Regions from separate parts of the Homo sapiens genome. Here region 1 is linked to region 2. The links are chromatin loops, found by intact Hi-C in ENCODE. Cell type or tissue: Caco-2. All regions are shown on one strand. Region 1 overlaps PDE4D (phosphodiesterase 4D). Region 2 overlaps PDE4D (phosphodiesterase 4D).

The links. A loop is a pair of places that touch in the nucleus more often than their neighbours do. Peaks named below come from ENCODE experiments on the same cell type or tissue, not always from the same donor. Only the 100,000 strongest peaks of a DNase experiment are listed, where the experiment ranks them.
Region 1: it touches region 2 in a loop (4-fold over the local background); 12 of 110 quality-filtered maps call a loop at or near these places.

Annotation. Positions count from the first base shown.
Region 1 is chr5:59,320,733-59,328,732 of GRCh38, forward strand. All of the region lies in intron 1 of PDE4D (phosphodiesterase 4D), which reads right to left. Among named protein-coding and RNA genes, the nearest start is that of PDE4D-AS1, 280 kb to the left of the region's middle. RefSeq lists an enhancer at 7,849-8,000. In Caco-2, no CTCF peak of the experiment used is centred here; no DNase peak of the experiment used is centred here.
Region 2 is chr5:59,262,748-59,270,747 of GRCh38, forward strand. All of the region lies in intron 1 of PDE4D (phosphodiesterase 4D), which reads right to left. Among named protein-coding and RNA genes, the nearest start is that of PDE4D-AS1, 230 kb to the left of the region's middle. In Caco-2, no CTCF peak of the experiment used is centred here; a DNase peak (open chromatin) is centred at 3,844.

The DNA.
Region 1 (8,000 bases), 58 kb after region 2:
TTTAAAAATTGTGAACTTAGAGCACCGCTATTTCCCTTTCAAATCTCCCTCTCTCACCTCCTTTCCTCCTCTACTCCTTCTTTTCTTTTCTTCCTTCTTTCCTTCTCATTATTCACCAACGAACCCACCAACCAATCAGCAACAATTATTTGTTGAAGCTTTTTGTTGTTTTCTCATTAAGATAAACCAATTAAGTAATCTATTTTTTCTATTGATAAATTTGTTTATAGAAAATAATTTTAAAGTATTCAATTTCTAAAGTCGGTTGCTCTAAAGACCCATCCTTGGAGAAATCCAATGATTTCCTGCACTTAACACTGGGATGAAACACAGGGCCCAGGGACATTCATATTAAACTTGAACTGACTCCATCTGTACTTTGTTCAGTCTGTTTATTGTGCTTCTATTGAGTTTTCATTCTCTCAGTCTGATTTCCTTTCTGCTCCTGTTCCACCAACATGGCACCCTGAGGGCTTTTCTCCATACATCAGACATGTTACCTGGCCTATGTCTTTCCCTCGCTCCCTGAGATGGCATTCTTGGAACCTGGCATTGAACAGGGCCTTCCTCCTATAATGTGTAATGATAATCCTCCAATCTACTGCCCTGCCTAGACAAGATTTTTATGCTTAGGGTTGGAATCAAGTTTTTCAAGCACAACCCCTGTGACAGCTAATATTTAAGGGTCTCAGCAGAATTTAATTTGTAAAGAACTAAATATAAATATACTTCTTAAATCTGGCATCTTGCTCATCTTCTTGCCTTTGTGTTCTCCCTGTTCTTTTTTCCTTTCTTTCAAATTATCTCCTGCAACATTAAGAAAAGTGTGGAATGGAAAAGTAGTCATAAAAAGAAAGCTAGAGTTTGGCTCTGAAATGTCTATGAGATGGTGTGAAAAGGCGCCTCAGGACTGAACTGTGCCTGGAAAGGCAACTTTTTCTTCACTATATGCAGCCTTCCTGAGTCACTGGTCACTGCTAGCAGCACAGAAGCCACAGAATGAAAGGAGAGCAAGTGCTGAGTGTAATATGGGAATTATAGAGAAACAGGGAGTGAGTTCTTCTGTTGTACTGTATGACCATGTCACCGGTCCCTCTTAAAAGATAATCTAAAAATAGAGTACACGCATGCGCACTTGTGCACACACACTATAAGGTCTGCTCAAGTACTAGGATTATTTGGGCTTGAGGATTTTTGGATTGATTGAATACAACTTTATTTATGTATCCTTGATTCAGGAATAAAAAAATGGCTAAAATCTTTTGCTACATAGCAATTAGAGATTTAGGGATAACATAATCTGAGGATGTCTTCAAGTCTCAGATATGTAACTTAGCTGTGCAATCTTAGGAAAATTATGCCTCTTTCATGGGCCACATAAATTCTCAGGACTAATTAAGACACACTATTGGCACAATAACCAGCAAAATGCCTTAGTTTGGTTTTTATAAGTGTGCTGGATTTTTGGAAGAAGTCCAATAACTACATACTAAGGAAAATAGTTCAATCATTTTTTATTGCTTTAGTTCTTATCATTCACTCAGTATTGCTGGTGATTGAGGGAACATAAACCTCTAGAGGAATGAACTGATACCACTGCATGAGACCAAAGGCAACTAATCATGAAATGAGACAGTCCTGAAGTAACTGGTTCTGATTCTGACCAAGCAACCCAATGAGTAGTTTATGGGCTCATGTCATCCCTTTGAAAAGCACAAATAAAGAGCAAAGAAAGGAGGTCACACAAATGGAGGTTACTCTCCTGAGTTTGTCAAGAAGCTCATTGGGCACTCCATAGTTGGGAACACTGGTATTCTAGAATCTTTATGGCTTATGGGTCAAATCCAATGCTATCTATATTTACATTATGTTTTAGGCATTGCAGCATATATTCACCATCCTTTTCTTCCTCATGCTCTCCTCCCTCAGTGATATTGGGTTTAGTCACATTATGTGCTGTGGCTAACAGAATGTGGGCACAAATGATACTGCTTTATAAACTGAGGCCTTACAAAGTATTGAACATTTCTACTTGCCACATTGGGAGTTGTAAACTGTGCCACAAGGACACGCCCTGGGAGATCACTGGTCCAAGAAGGAGAAACATGAAGAACAAGCATGAAGGCAACCTGCAGCCTGAAGCAGCACTATTCTGACCCATTAGTAGGACTATGAGCAAGAAGCAAATGTCATTGGTATTTTGTAGTTGATTGTTCGGTAGCATTACTGTAGCAATAGCTGACTAATGCACCTTGCAATAATAGATCAACACAGAAAATGTGAATTTTGTTTTTCTCTTGGAATCTCAACAGTTCTGACTAATTCAACTAATCCCTAACCTTTCTATTTTATTTTGCCTATTCAAGCTTGCTAGCAATCTAGACTGTTATCATTCCTTAAATATGCTTCATGTAGTGTACAGTGCCTCCACCCTCGACAATTCCCATCTGTCTAATCTTTTTATGCAAGATTCAACTAAAATTTTTTTCTTTCATGAAGAACATCAGATTCTCCCACTAATTCTTTCTGAGAGAGAGGCAATTTCTTCTTTAAGCTCTTTTATCTCTCTCTCTTGCTTTATTGATGACCATCTGTGATAAATTATAGTACCCCTAGTATTGTTCTATACCACTTATTGGTTAATATATCCCTTGGCATTTGAAAATGCTTTAAGGACTGGAATACTTCTCTTGAATTTCATACAGAATAAGCCCTTCATTAGTTACAATTTAAATTAATTCACTCCCCTTGCCCCCAGTCTGCTTCTTCTTTGGATATCCTAACTCAGTAAATGTCATTCCCATCCTCCTAGTTGTCCAAGCCAGAAATGTGAGTGATTATTAATCCCTATTTCTCTTACCTATTAACCAAGTCCTGTTTAGTCAAAACCCCTAAACATCAATCAAACCTATTCACCTCTCTCCAGCCCCACTGACATTATCTTAAAGCCCTTCACCACTCTTTCCTGGAATATTGTAATTGATTCTCACATGTTCTACCTACTTTTGGTCTTGAAGATTTGCAATCCAATTTCCCACAGCAGCCAAAGACATTTTTTTTTTGAAGTGCATATTTAATTATGTCATTTGCTGCTTAAAATATTTCACTGGCTCCCCACTGCAGCAGAATAAAGTAGAAATTTCTATGTGACTTATCAGATCTTTTATGATCTACAGTTTACCTCTATAGCCCTATTTCTGACTGACTCCCCAACTTATGCTCTATACCTTAGGCCAACTAATTTTTCTGCATCTCCCCAAACCTACCACATTTTATCTTATTCCCAGTCATTTGCACATGATACTGTGTCTACCTGATACCCTCTCTCTCCTTCCACCACCCTTTCCTTGGCTATCTCCTCTTGAGCTTTATATCTCAGATCAGATAACATTTTCATTAAAAGCCCACTCTGGCATTCCTCTCTCCCTCTTGCTCAAGCAAGCATGGCCAGGGGCCCTTCTTGCGTGTTCCTACAGCATCCTGCATTTACATGTTTCCCTGTAGCACTTATGATACTATAGTTTCTGATTTACTTGTAGTTGACTCTATGGGTAGCCTACCCAAGAGCCATTCCTTCCTACTAGGCCCCCAGTGAAATTCAAATATCCACCTACCCTTGCAGCCACATACTTACAGGGAGGTGGGCCTCAGCCCCAGCCACCATGAGGGAAACCTGATTGTCTCAGCTAATCATGAAAGTACGATTTCCAAGGCAGTGATTTGTTAAGACATCGGCATGTGAAACCATTTTGGCCAATAAGACATTGAAGGGAAGTGGGACAAGGGGAGACCATCTGGAAATGATTTTTTTTCTTTCTTAAAAGAAGACGTAAAAAGAAGATCCTCTTTTCTGACTGGCCATAGTTATCTGCATGTAATAGGTGGACCTGTGACAGACATCTCGAGTTTACAGGAACAAACCAGAAAACTCACCAACACTTGAGGCTGGCAGAAGAGAAAGATGAAAAAGACTCAGGCCGCCTTTGATAATGTCACTGAGTGACTTGGAGCCTCCCACCTCAGGATGGCTTTGGTTTAAGCCAGTTAAGTTACAACTTTCTGGCAGTTACAGCTGCAAGCATTCTCACTGACTGACACATGTCTATCTTCCTCACTGTACTGATTATTAATGAGAATTTATGCTTGGAGATGGAACTGCAAAGGAACTAAGAACTAAAGAAAACATCTTAGAAGGCTGCATGGCATCATGGTAATTAATAGGGAAAACTTTATTAATGTGGCATCATATAGAGAATCAGAATCAGCTTTTGAGGAAAAGGATGTAGAAGTCTTCTGATTTATTTTCTGGGCCAGAGAATAAAATGGAACAGTAATAGCCTTTTGAAAAGCTAGGTTTAAGATGATCACAGAAATCCTACTGTACCAAATTCAGAAGCCTCTAGAAAAGTGACCTAATTCAGTTTCTGCTGTGCTCTGCCCCTTGCTGTTCACTTTCCTATCTCAGCTCTGGTTTTACTTCAAAAGCTCAGGAACTTAAAAGGGGGAAACCTAACAACATATTTACCTAAACTCTGATCAAAGATCCAAGAAAAGGTCAAGGTGATAGCTGAACCCACAATTATATTAACCTTTTGTGGAAACATTGAACAATGCAGTAGTATCTTTGCTTCTGCAGAATATCTTGTTAGAAACAGGAATTTCAAGAATAGCCAGAAAGATAAATCTTCTTGCTACCTACGTTTTTACGCTTTAAATAGTAAATGCATAGCAAAAGGACCTACACAGTAGTGTATTAAACAGTGACACCTTTGTATTTATCAATAACAGAACTCTCAATATTCATAAGGAAATGTAAGATAATATGGATAACCAAGATTATTGCTTGAGCATATTCTTTAAAAATTGGCAGACAGTTCAAGCTCCTATAGTGCTGCAAATGGAACTTATTGTATACTTATAGTTACTTGTAAAATGAGATAATTCGTATAAGGTAGAAGTTACCCCTCCCTTGAAAGTTTGGTAGAACTTGTATGTAGAATTATTTGAGCCAGTACTATTGACAGTCTGCTTATTCACTAATTTCTATGTGTGGAGGGGTAGGGGTGTCTAAAATTGTAACTATTGATGCAATCTGTCAAATTGTATAGGTCTACTCTAGATTTTTTTTTTAAATGTGTTGAGTCACAATGATAAACTAGATTAAGAAAATGTGGCACATATACACCATGGAATGCTATGCAGCCATAAAAAATGATGAGTTCATGTCCTTTGTAGGGACATGGATGAAGCTGGAAACTATCATTCTCAGCAAACTATCGCAAGGACAGAAAACCAAACACCGCATGTTCTCACTCATAGGTGGGAATTGAACAATGAGAACACATGGACACAGGAAGGGGAACATCACACACCGGGGACTGTTGTGGGGTGGGAGGAGGGGGAAGGGATAGCATTAGGAGATATACCTAATGCTAGATGACGAGTTAATGGGTGCAGCACACCAATATGGCACATGTATACATATGTAACAAACCTGCACGTTGTGCACATGTACCCTAAAACTTAAAGTATAATAATAAAAAAAAGAAAAAAAATGTGTTGAGTCAGTTTGTTTCATTTTTGTACTTTTGTGTTACAATCAAACTTAAAAATATAACCCATGGTAAAAATACTGCAGCTTTAAAAATACATTATTATTTTTCCCTCTCTGTGATTCTGGAGCCATATAGTCTATAGAGTAGCCCCCCCCAAGACACATATAACTATTAAATACTTAAAATATGGCTAGTCCAAATTGAGATGTGTCAAAAATATAATACACACTCTGGATTTTGAAGACTTAGTATGAAAAAAATAATTTCACTGACTTTTAAACTTTTAAAAATCTGGCTATTAATAAAAATCTAAAATTGTATATGGGGTGTGCATTATATTTCCACTGGGTAGCACTGTTCTAAAGCATTCAACAGCTCTCCTCACATTATGCCCTGCACTACAGACATTGACATATGTGTAATCTCTAAAACACATGTTACAATGAAAAAAAGCATATTATTTCGAAATAGATGTGTGATCTTGCTTGGAAAAGACACATAACTTTCTTGCATTTCCATTGCTTCATCTTTAAAGTAAAAGGGCTGCATAAGATGATTCCTAAATTCCTTTCCAATTCGCATATATTTAATGACTTCATCATTTCCCCAATAGATTCCAAAGCCAGAGAATACAATTCATGTAATAGCTCATTTCAGTTTGATAAATATTTCTGAAGCATTTGTCATGTGCCAGGTCCTGTGAGAGGAGGTAATTTTACACCTAACCATCTTCCACCTTTTTTTAGCACTATTCTTTATTCTTGGCAACTCTTTGAGAAATATCTATGGAATGAATGGACACATTATTATTCTGCTGTCTCATATGTTAATACAGAAACAGAAATACACACACACACACACACACACACACACACACACACACTCCAGACTGGCTGTGAATGAAATACCAAAAAAAAAAAAAATTAAATTGAGTTGTGATTCTTTAGCAGAAACTCAAGTGCCCATATAACTGAATGGTCTCTGGATCTGGTAGCTAAAAGTGCTTTACTCTTTCTGAAAAATGGAAAATGCATTATAAGTCTAAGTAAAGAGCACTCCAATTTTAGCTGCCTTGGCCCCTTCTGAGGCTTTCCTGGGTCAATAATTAGCAACAGAGCCCAGGAGACTGGGGGAAGGAACAGGATGATGAACAAGTGCAAATGAGCTACCTTAAGAAAGCGATAGCACAAAGCATGAGAGCACTCAGAATTGTACTGCAAAGTGTTCAGATTAGGCAGGCCCAAAAATGAAAAAATTGAAAATTAATAAACCAGAACCTAGCTGTATGCACTGACTTAATGAGATCCGTTGTTAATGTAACACATTTTTGCCTACTACTTTTGTGAAGACTTCTTAAATTATTTTAAATATTTCTCAAGAAATGCCTCTCCAATTTTACTGGGGTTCTTAACGTTCTTCTCAATTTTCTTTCCAAAAGCATAAGGGAGAGAAATGAAAAGATGATTTGAAATACTAGAAAGAATGTAGGACTAAGAGCCAGGAAATTTGGTTTCTAGTCACAGAACTGCTACAAACTGGTGATATGGAGTTGAACAAATTGTTTAGTCTTCTTTGGTCCATTTCTTCGTCTGAAAAATGAGGATAAAGCTCTGTATATTCTAGAGGTGGATAAGGGGGATCAAATGAGATAATGGTAAGAAAAATTACATTTACAAGATACAAATGTTCTATAAGTGTATTTTATACAAAATTATCAGAGAAGTCTCTTATGAGCTAAAATATGATAATAGCACATGTGGTCCAAGATCCAAAAGTGAAGACTAAGAAGAAAAATATATAACAAAAATTATATCCTTTTATTAGAAATAGCACAATATCCATTAAACTAACCTTTAAAAGCACAGGGAGCAGTGGTTAATTATATAGACTCTGAAGACAGACTAGTGGAATTTGAGGTCTGACACTGCCATTTACTAGCTGTGTGATTTGGGGCCTCTCACTTCACCTTGTGTACTGCAGTTTTCACATCTGTAAAAAGGGGGTAATAATACTACATCCCTCCTATGTTTGTTGTGAGGATTAAAGCACTTCACATATATGAAACACTGGCACAATGTAGGTATTATATAAGTATAGCTGTTATATGGGAGTACATTCTAGAATGCTTTAAACTCTAGGCACACTTCCTAGCTAGCATTTGATTTATCTTGTTTGAAAAACAGCCTGTATTTAACATATACATATCAGAGGTTGGAAGTGTCACAAGTGTATGTTGGGAGAACAAAGAAAAGCAACTTCAGTACACAATCCACAAAATAATAGCCTCGATGGACTCTACACTTCAGAGGGCTAAATTAGATGGTGAAACCAAGTACACTCATGTAGTGCCTTGGTACATGTGTGGCTTTGTGTTTTTACATTTTCCTCAGGTACTGAAATAATGACTAAAAACACCCTGTATTTGCATTGCATTTAAAAAAATCA
Region 2 (8,000 bases):
ATTTCTTGGCTTCATATAAAAATCACCCATTGATAGAGTCAGAAGGTCAGCATGTCAGTCGGGTGATAACCATGTGCAACACATTTATCAGCATTTCTATATGCACTACTCTTTACTAGTTTATGACACGAGAAGAGTCATTCGAGCAGTCAGAAAATATAGAGGAAAACTTGGAAGTATATATTTTAGAATGGGAAACACAGGAGGCAATGGAAGGTGTGCCTAGATTAGAATTGCCAGTGGTGGTGGCAAACTAAGGGTGAAAGAAAGCCACAGGGAAGAGGCAAAAATCCTCCCGGATACTATACAACTCTTGCCATAAAGAGTAACTACTGTGTCTACAACTCACCCAGTACAATCTCCTGAAAAGTGCCATCTACTAAAAGAAAATTAAAAATAAAAATTGACTGTAATATTCTTTGTAATATGGAAGAACTCACTGTTCTACTTTCCATGCAAAGGACAGATGTTGAATGCCCATGATGGAGCAGGCATGGTGCTGGGAACAGGGGTTCATTGCTCTACAAAGATGAGCAAACCCAGTCTACTCCAAAACATGCTCACAGGAGAGGTACGTGAGACAGAAGACAATAATTGTAATCCTTCAAGAGTTAGAGAAATGTACAAGGTTTCATGACAGCACAGAGAAGAGAGTTTTAATTCTAATTGGGGAAGTCTAGGAAGGCCCTTCAGAAGAAATGTCCACTGAGGGTGAATCTAAGCAACAGAATTTGGATATTAAATCATACTAAAATAATTATTGTAAAATGACAACAGTTTAAAATGCTCAAATAGTCATATATACCAAATTATTATTTAAATAGAAAATCTGATTTTTACCCTGAATTTGTATCTCAAACAAAAGTTTGCTTAATTACCTATACTTAAGTGAGAATGAATGAACCATATCCGCATCAACAAGGGATCATCTTTCAAACATAATTTTGCAAGGGGGTGAGGGAAACAGCCAAACACAAAAGAGTACATGCTATATTATTCCTTTTATATAAAATTCAAAAGCAGGAAATTTAAAAAGTTTGTGATTTTCAAAATCAGGATCACTATTATTTTTAGTAGGTGGGGGCAGGGGCTTAAAGGGGCATAAAGGTGACTTTTGGCTGCTGGTACTATTTTTAATCTGGGTGGTGATTACAGGGGTGACCTTTGAAAATTAGAATTACTTATTTTTCTTCTTTGCATTTGCAACATCCAAAAAGAGTTTTTCTGTTTACAATATTTATATGTTCTTCATAGGTGACAAATAGACAAAACATATCAAAAAATACACATGTATTTGTATGTATGCATAAAACCTGTTTCTGCTACAATGACTTTATTTGCATGCAAATTTAATGGTGAGATTAGATATATAGAGTTATGATGAGATCATCAAGGCCATTTAAATGGCAAGCAGCCACACTATGTCCCTCTTCTGTCTGGCAGAGATCACCAATGGATCACAGCACATTTTCTCTGAGACCAACGCAGCTCTCAGTACATTATTCCAGGCAGCTACTGCTATTCGTAATTACAAGTTGCCCATAGATTAAAAAGACTAGCTATCTTGGTTTTAAACAATGCAGACTGTCTAATTCTTTTGATATTTACATGAAAAAGATCTTGCAATAATGGAGGGATTTCACATATATTTCTAGGTAAACATAAAATTTCATTCCTATGTACGTAAAATGATTTTTTCAGTTACACGAATACCTTTAAAAAGTTGTCTGCTAACATCAAATTTGCTTTTTTGTGTGTGTTTTATATTACCCTAGAAGCTCTTACTGATTCATATACTAGTAGACTCTTAACGAAACACAGAAAAGTAATTGGGCTATCTCTTTTTAAAGCAAAACACTCAGGGAATCTTTAATGGTTAATTTTTTTTCCCAAGCTGGTGAACTCCACCCTCAATCACACTTAATCCAATGTGCAGTTGTTAATTATAACAAAATAATGCTTTTACAGTTTGTTTTGTTTTGTTTTGGTAACTACTCATAATAAAATAGTAGATATCAGAGACAGGAATGCTAAATGCCTGCTCTAACGTATTGCATTCTTGACATTTCTAGCCCCTGTGGCTGTTCAGCTCATCCTAACACTTCACGCCACAAGAACAGACCTAACCAGATCTCTATTTTTGTCTGTTGTTCTTTAGAAATGATGGAGAAAGCATCTTAAGCCTTCTGCACTGAGCTGGGATGGCGGGACAAAGGAAAAAGGAGTCCTTCTCAGTCTGGTCTGATAGAGATGATGAGGCTCAGCTCCAGGGAGATAATAATCTGTGAATTACACAACCAGGAATGCACCTTAGGACTAGAAGAGTAAGGGATTTGTAGAGGTAGAGAATGCCTGGCAGTGTGATTACCGTAGGACCAAGCCACAGGGTGGCACCCAGTAGGAAAGATACATGGAGAAAGTCTTTACAAAGGTGCACCTAGAGATAATGCTCAGGTAGCTGACCATTCCTTTCAGATGAAACCCCTGCCTAGTTGTGCTTCCTTAGAGGGTTCTCATTGAGTTTTAAATAACTAAATCAGAGGTGGTTTAGCTTCCCACTGACCACTTCTTATTTTGCCACCTCCACTAAGTAGTTTACTTCTTTGACCCACCTAGATAGCAGTGTGTCTTCTTTGAATCACACTATTAACGTGATTTATCTGGAATACCTAGCTCTATATAAATGCTTAATTCTGACTGTGTTAAAAAAGACTACCTTATGGAAAAGAAACCCTTACAAAATGAATCAGCTTTCACATTTAGAGTTCTTGATTATTTAGAAAGTCATACCAATGTGTAAACTTCAAAAATGCATAATATAAGCTAACAGTTCCTGGTCACTCACAAGGAGCCAGCCATGTGCTAAGCACTTCAGGTAGATCAACTCATTGAACATATTAACATATACATCATTGCTAAAGGTAACATTTTATAATTAAGAAAATATGCGAATCATGAAATTATCTTATTTGCCACTCAAATTTAGGCAAGCCACTTTACTTCATTAGGCCTCAGTCTGAGGAATAAGACTAATGAGTACTGTCTAGGATTCATCATGAGGATCTAATGAGATAATTAGGTCAAGTGAACAGCACAGTGCCTGGCACATAGTTAAGTACACAATAAATACAAATTGCCACAATTTTTAATTCAGATGAAGACTATATTGAGAGGAAAGAAGTAAATTTAAAATTTCAAGATGCGAATTACAGCTACTTACTTAGCTATATGACATAAGTTTAGGAATTACATTATAGCTCAATACAAATTATAATAGAACTGCTTTCACACATTTGCCTGACAGACTAATTTTTAGCTCTCTTTTTCAGCTCAAACTTCATTTTTGAAGTTAAAAAAATATTTCTCCAGCCAGGCATGGTGGTGTATGCCTGTAGTCCCAGTTACTGGGAAGGCTAAGGCAGGAGGATTGAGACTAGGAGTTCAAGGCTGTAGTGCATATGATCACACCTGTAAATAGCCACTGTACCTCAGCCTGGGAAACACAGTGAGACCCTGTCTCTAAATATATATATATATATATATTCTTCAACAAATCTTTTTACCACTTAAGCATTGACATTGTTTTTAACAGTTTTTCTTGACCCTACTTGACTGGAAATGTTAAAGACTAGCAAAATGTTTCCAGCTCCACATTGGGGTTAGGGGTGGGGAAAATCAGATTATAGGTTATTCTCTGTGGTCTCTTTTATTTCAAAGGTTTTATGGTGCTACTAACTGGTCAAATGCCAGAGAGAAGGAAAACTGCAATTTATAGTCTGACCAGAGGAAGAGAGTCAATAAGCTGAACGAGTCAGGAACTAGCTAGATCTCCAAGGAATGGAGCCGTGTCAAAGTCCATGTTCTATTTCTCAATATATCTCTAGGGCTCACGGTTGGAGGCTTGTATACAAATCTTGGGGGGAAAGGCAGACAAATACCATAGGCAAACATGTTCTTGATATACATAAGATTAAAAGAAGAAACTTGAACAGTCTAGGACAGGAAGGAAAAGTATAAGTAGCAGCTTGTTGACTACTTTTCTAATACCATGAAACAGAACTATGTGTAGCCAAAGCAGTTTAGATAGTGAGGAAAAGCAAACAAAACAATAAGAACAACAACAACAAATATGGGATGTAGTTTCGACAGACCAAGATTTTTCTGCAGCACTGTAATTTTATAAGCTGTGCGACTTCAAGTTTTATTCATACAGTTTATTCATACAGTTGCTTCAACTGTATATAGTACTAAGTTCATTGTCTGTCAAAGAGTAGATGCCCAATACATTGTAGCTATCATTAATGAGGTTATGACTCCAACTATGACTATAGACCTAGAAGCTGCTTTCTCCAGCTAGCTGGTGATCTAGCTGCCAATCAGTTACTTGCTATTCTATAACAAAGTTGCAGTATCAGAGCAAAAATCACAGCCCGCTGTTGCCTATCCCATGTTAGAATGCCATTGGTTAAAAGTGGACACATTTTACAGTAATTTATCCTGACTAAAATAGTATCAGTCATATAAATTCCTTGATGCAAAGAAAAAACTCTGTGCCACATTGCAATGGAATGACATCCTGAATGTTAGGAATTATTATTTTCTGTATTCCATATGAATGTCTCAAGCAAGTTCACTAAAAAGAGCTCAATTTCTCATCTTTGATGTATTTTAAACAAGAAAGAGAATTAGATACAACGGGAGCACTTTTCTCTAGGAAGTCTGAAAACAATTACATACTGAAATTATGTTTAATGAAACATTTATTTTAACAAGTCACACTGGTGCCATCTATTTTACAATTTAGAATGAATATTTTGCAATATGAAATGAAAAAAGACCAAGAAGTCACTCACTAGCAGTTTTCAAAGGCCATAAAGAAGAATTGGTTTATCTATTGATTCACTCTCATTATATCTACTGACAACTAAGAGGAAATGGGTTAGAATTTAAGCAAAGAAGATTTGTATTAGATATAAAGAAAACTTCCTAACTCTGTGGGTTTAAAACAACAGGACTGCTTCCTATAAGGGTACTTTGGAAGATGCAATCCTTGGTGTGCATACATTCTACACCTAGTTTCTAGTTTTCTAATTTCTTATTCTTCCTCATGTGTAGTAGGGAAATGGAAGGGCTTGCAGGTGACCCCCTTTACCCTATGGCAGAAATTCTTAGGGCTGAGATGGGGGGCAAATGTCCTCTACACTGAGTTTCATTAATGGCAGCTTTTGCCCAGAGGTTGCCAGTGTTATTAAACAGGGTAGGGTGCTAGATGGTGGATGCTTAGTTCAAACTGGGCTGGAATTCTTCCATATTGGTCTCTGTATAATCTCTTTTTTCTTGCCACACTTCCCCAGCTCTTCTCTTGAAATATTCCCTTGTGTTTTTCTAACTCTTATTCTGAAGAGCAGTTCACCCTTCTGTTAGCTTCTCTAATTCGCATCCTCAGCCATCACCCAGGATGCTCATTAGGGAGCCAATCCCCTTAGAAGGCTTAGGACAGATAATAAATACTTACAATATTGCCCCTGTCATGCTAAAAAACTGCATCCATAGGTTCTGGCATTCTTCCTACTTTCCATACTTTTGAAATGCTTTCTAATTTAGGTCAAACTTGACAAAGAACTAGGCAATTTGAGAGCTGAGACATATCACTGGCACGGGCTCTCATTAGTTAGTTACCTGTACACAGTTATATTTAACAGTGTCTCACCCAGGCTTGCTGTCATTGTGCCCCATGTGGTACCCCAGCCCTTCCCATAGGCACCAATCCCTGGAGAGATTTGGTGCTTGTGGCTGAAGTATACCTTACTTCTGTCCATTTTCTAATATACCTTCAACCCCTGTATTATATTTTGAGATATTGGATCACCTCTGGAAAGGCTTCCAAGAAAATCTATATTGATTTTTTATTAAGACTGTGCTTTCTTTGTGACTATCTTCCTTACCAACCTAGCTAATATCCCTCAGGCCCTATTCTCTATACCTTTATCTAAACTTTGACAATTCTATATGTTTAGTATTAGTATTATTGGGAATATTTATACATATCGCTCAGCATCTTTCCCTAAAAAGCTTAAAAACTCCTTAAAGGCCTCATTAATATTCTTCCCCTTCAGTTTCATCTTAGAATCTACTTTTCTCAATCTTGCTAGTAATGGTTGGGTGGATCCATGACTAACCATTCGTATACTCATGGTTACCTTCATGTCATCATCCCTTCTGATTCAATAGAATTCACTACATGATTGGAATGATTGACAGAGGAACTACTAAGTGAGCTATTCCTTTACCTCTCCTAAAAGGCAAGTTTTAATGATAAGGCCAAAACCATGGTGTGCCTCAGATCCGTGGGGAAGAAAAAAAAAAGAGTTGCAGTCAGGACTAAGTATTATTGCACACATAACCACAGCCAGTTGACATGATAGAAAAAGAGGGTGGAGAACCCCATTTTGAAATACCAAAAGAAGCGTCTTGCTTCTGAAGAATTTCATACCAATTCAGCATTTCTTTACCAACAACCATACTCACTTCCTGAATTATCAGCTATGCATCATACAGTGTTTAGTGCATGATTTTCTCATTCCAGATGAGCCTAAAATAAACTTGTAAAAAATAAGATGCTAAATAAAATGAATAGATCTTAACTATTATAGTGATAACTCTTCTGTGATATCTCAGAAGTGGGAAAAGTTACATAACTTCAAGGTCTTATAAGGCAGAGGTATTTGAACTGCTACATTACCTACGAGTTTATCCCAATCCATATAGAGATACAGAATACACAAATGACTCTCCCGCGGTAAGGCAGCACTGCAGAGAGTAAAACTGTAAGTGATCTTAACAGTCATTAGCTTAGTGGTTTTCAAACAATATTCCTTGGAATCCTAAAGTCTTTAGAGGTATTTTAAGGAGAGGGTTTGAATTTGGGGTGGGGGGTAAATGTACAAACTCAGTGGCTGTTTTATTGTTTTATGTGTGCTTATACTTTTTACTTATATATTTCACACATATCTATGTTTTTAAAAATTATATCTATATATTGAATTTATATATGATTTTATATCTAAAAATTACAGTATAAATATTCATTTATATTAACTTCAACTCACATTTCATTAATAAAAAATGTCCCATTGAAATAAACGTGTTTAAAATCCATTGACCTGCCTTGCCCCTTTTATTTTACAGGACAGTAGACTTGGCTTCAGAGGGACTAGGTGACTCCTCCAGGGACACAGAGCATGTTAGAAGTACAGTGGACAAATGGCTTTTTCCAGGGAATCTCATACTTCATGACTTTAAAGAGTAAACCTATCTGTGATCCACTCTGTGTCTTTCTAGTTATGTTTTAAATACATCAAATATTTCAAGGTATCTTAATCATTTCTAAAAGCTGTATATCTTTAAGTATATTTCATAACAGATACATCACTAACTTGGGTAATAGGACCAAAAAAAGTTTACCTCATGCTCAAAACCCTGAACCAACTTTGACAGTAGTCACATACCTAAACCAAATCATAATATATATTGCACAGGCAGAAAATATGAGAATTCCATTTGTTTGCGTATTTACAAGTTTCTAAGATAGAAGAAATAGGAAGGAAGATTGCATATTTTTTTCAAAGCTGATCTTAGATGTCATACAAAATCTGATATGTACTACTTGTTTCCAACCTGAAGCCTTACAGAGCTTGCAGAGAACAGAAAAACTTGGTAATAGAATTGGAAAGATAATCTATTCAAAATTGTGAGGCATTGGCCTTTTGTTCTTTATTGTCTGTTATAAAGACCAGAGGACCTTATTTGCTACCAGTAGAGAATATAATGGTCTACAAGCTGCAAGAGCCTTTCACAAAGCTATTTTTCAACAACCAACAGTCTTTCACAAAGCTATTTTTCAACAACCAACAACGTCAACCCTGAATTTCATAGGCTACCATACTTCCGAAAAGAAAACTGCCAAATACTGTAATGCATCTAGAAATATTCACAACATG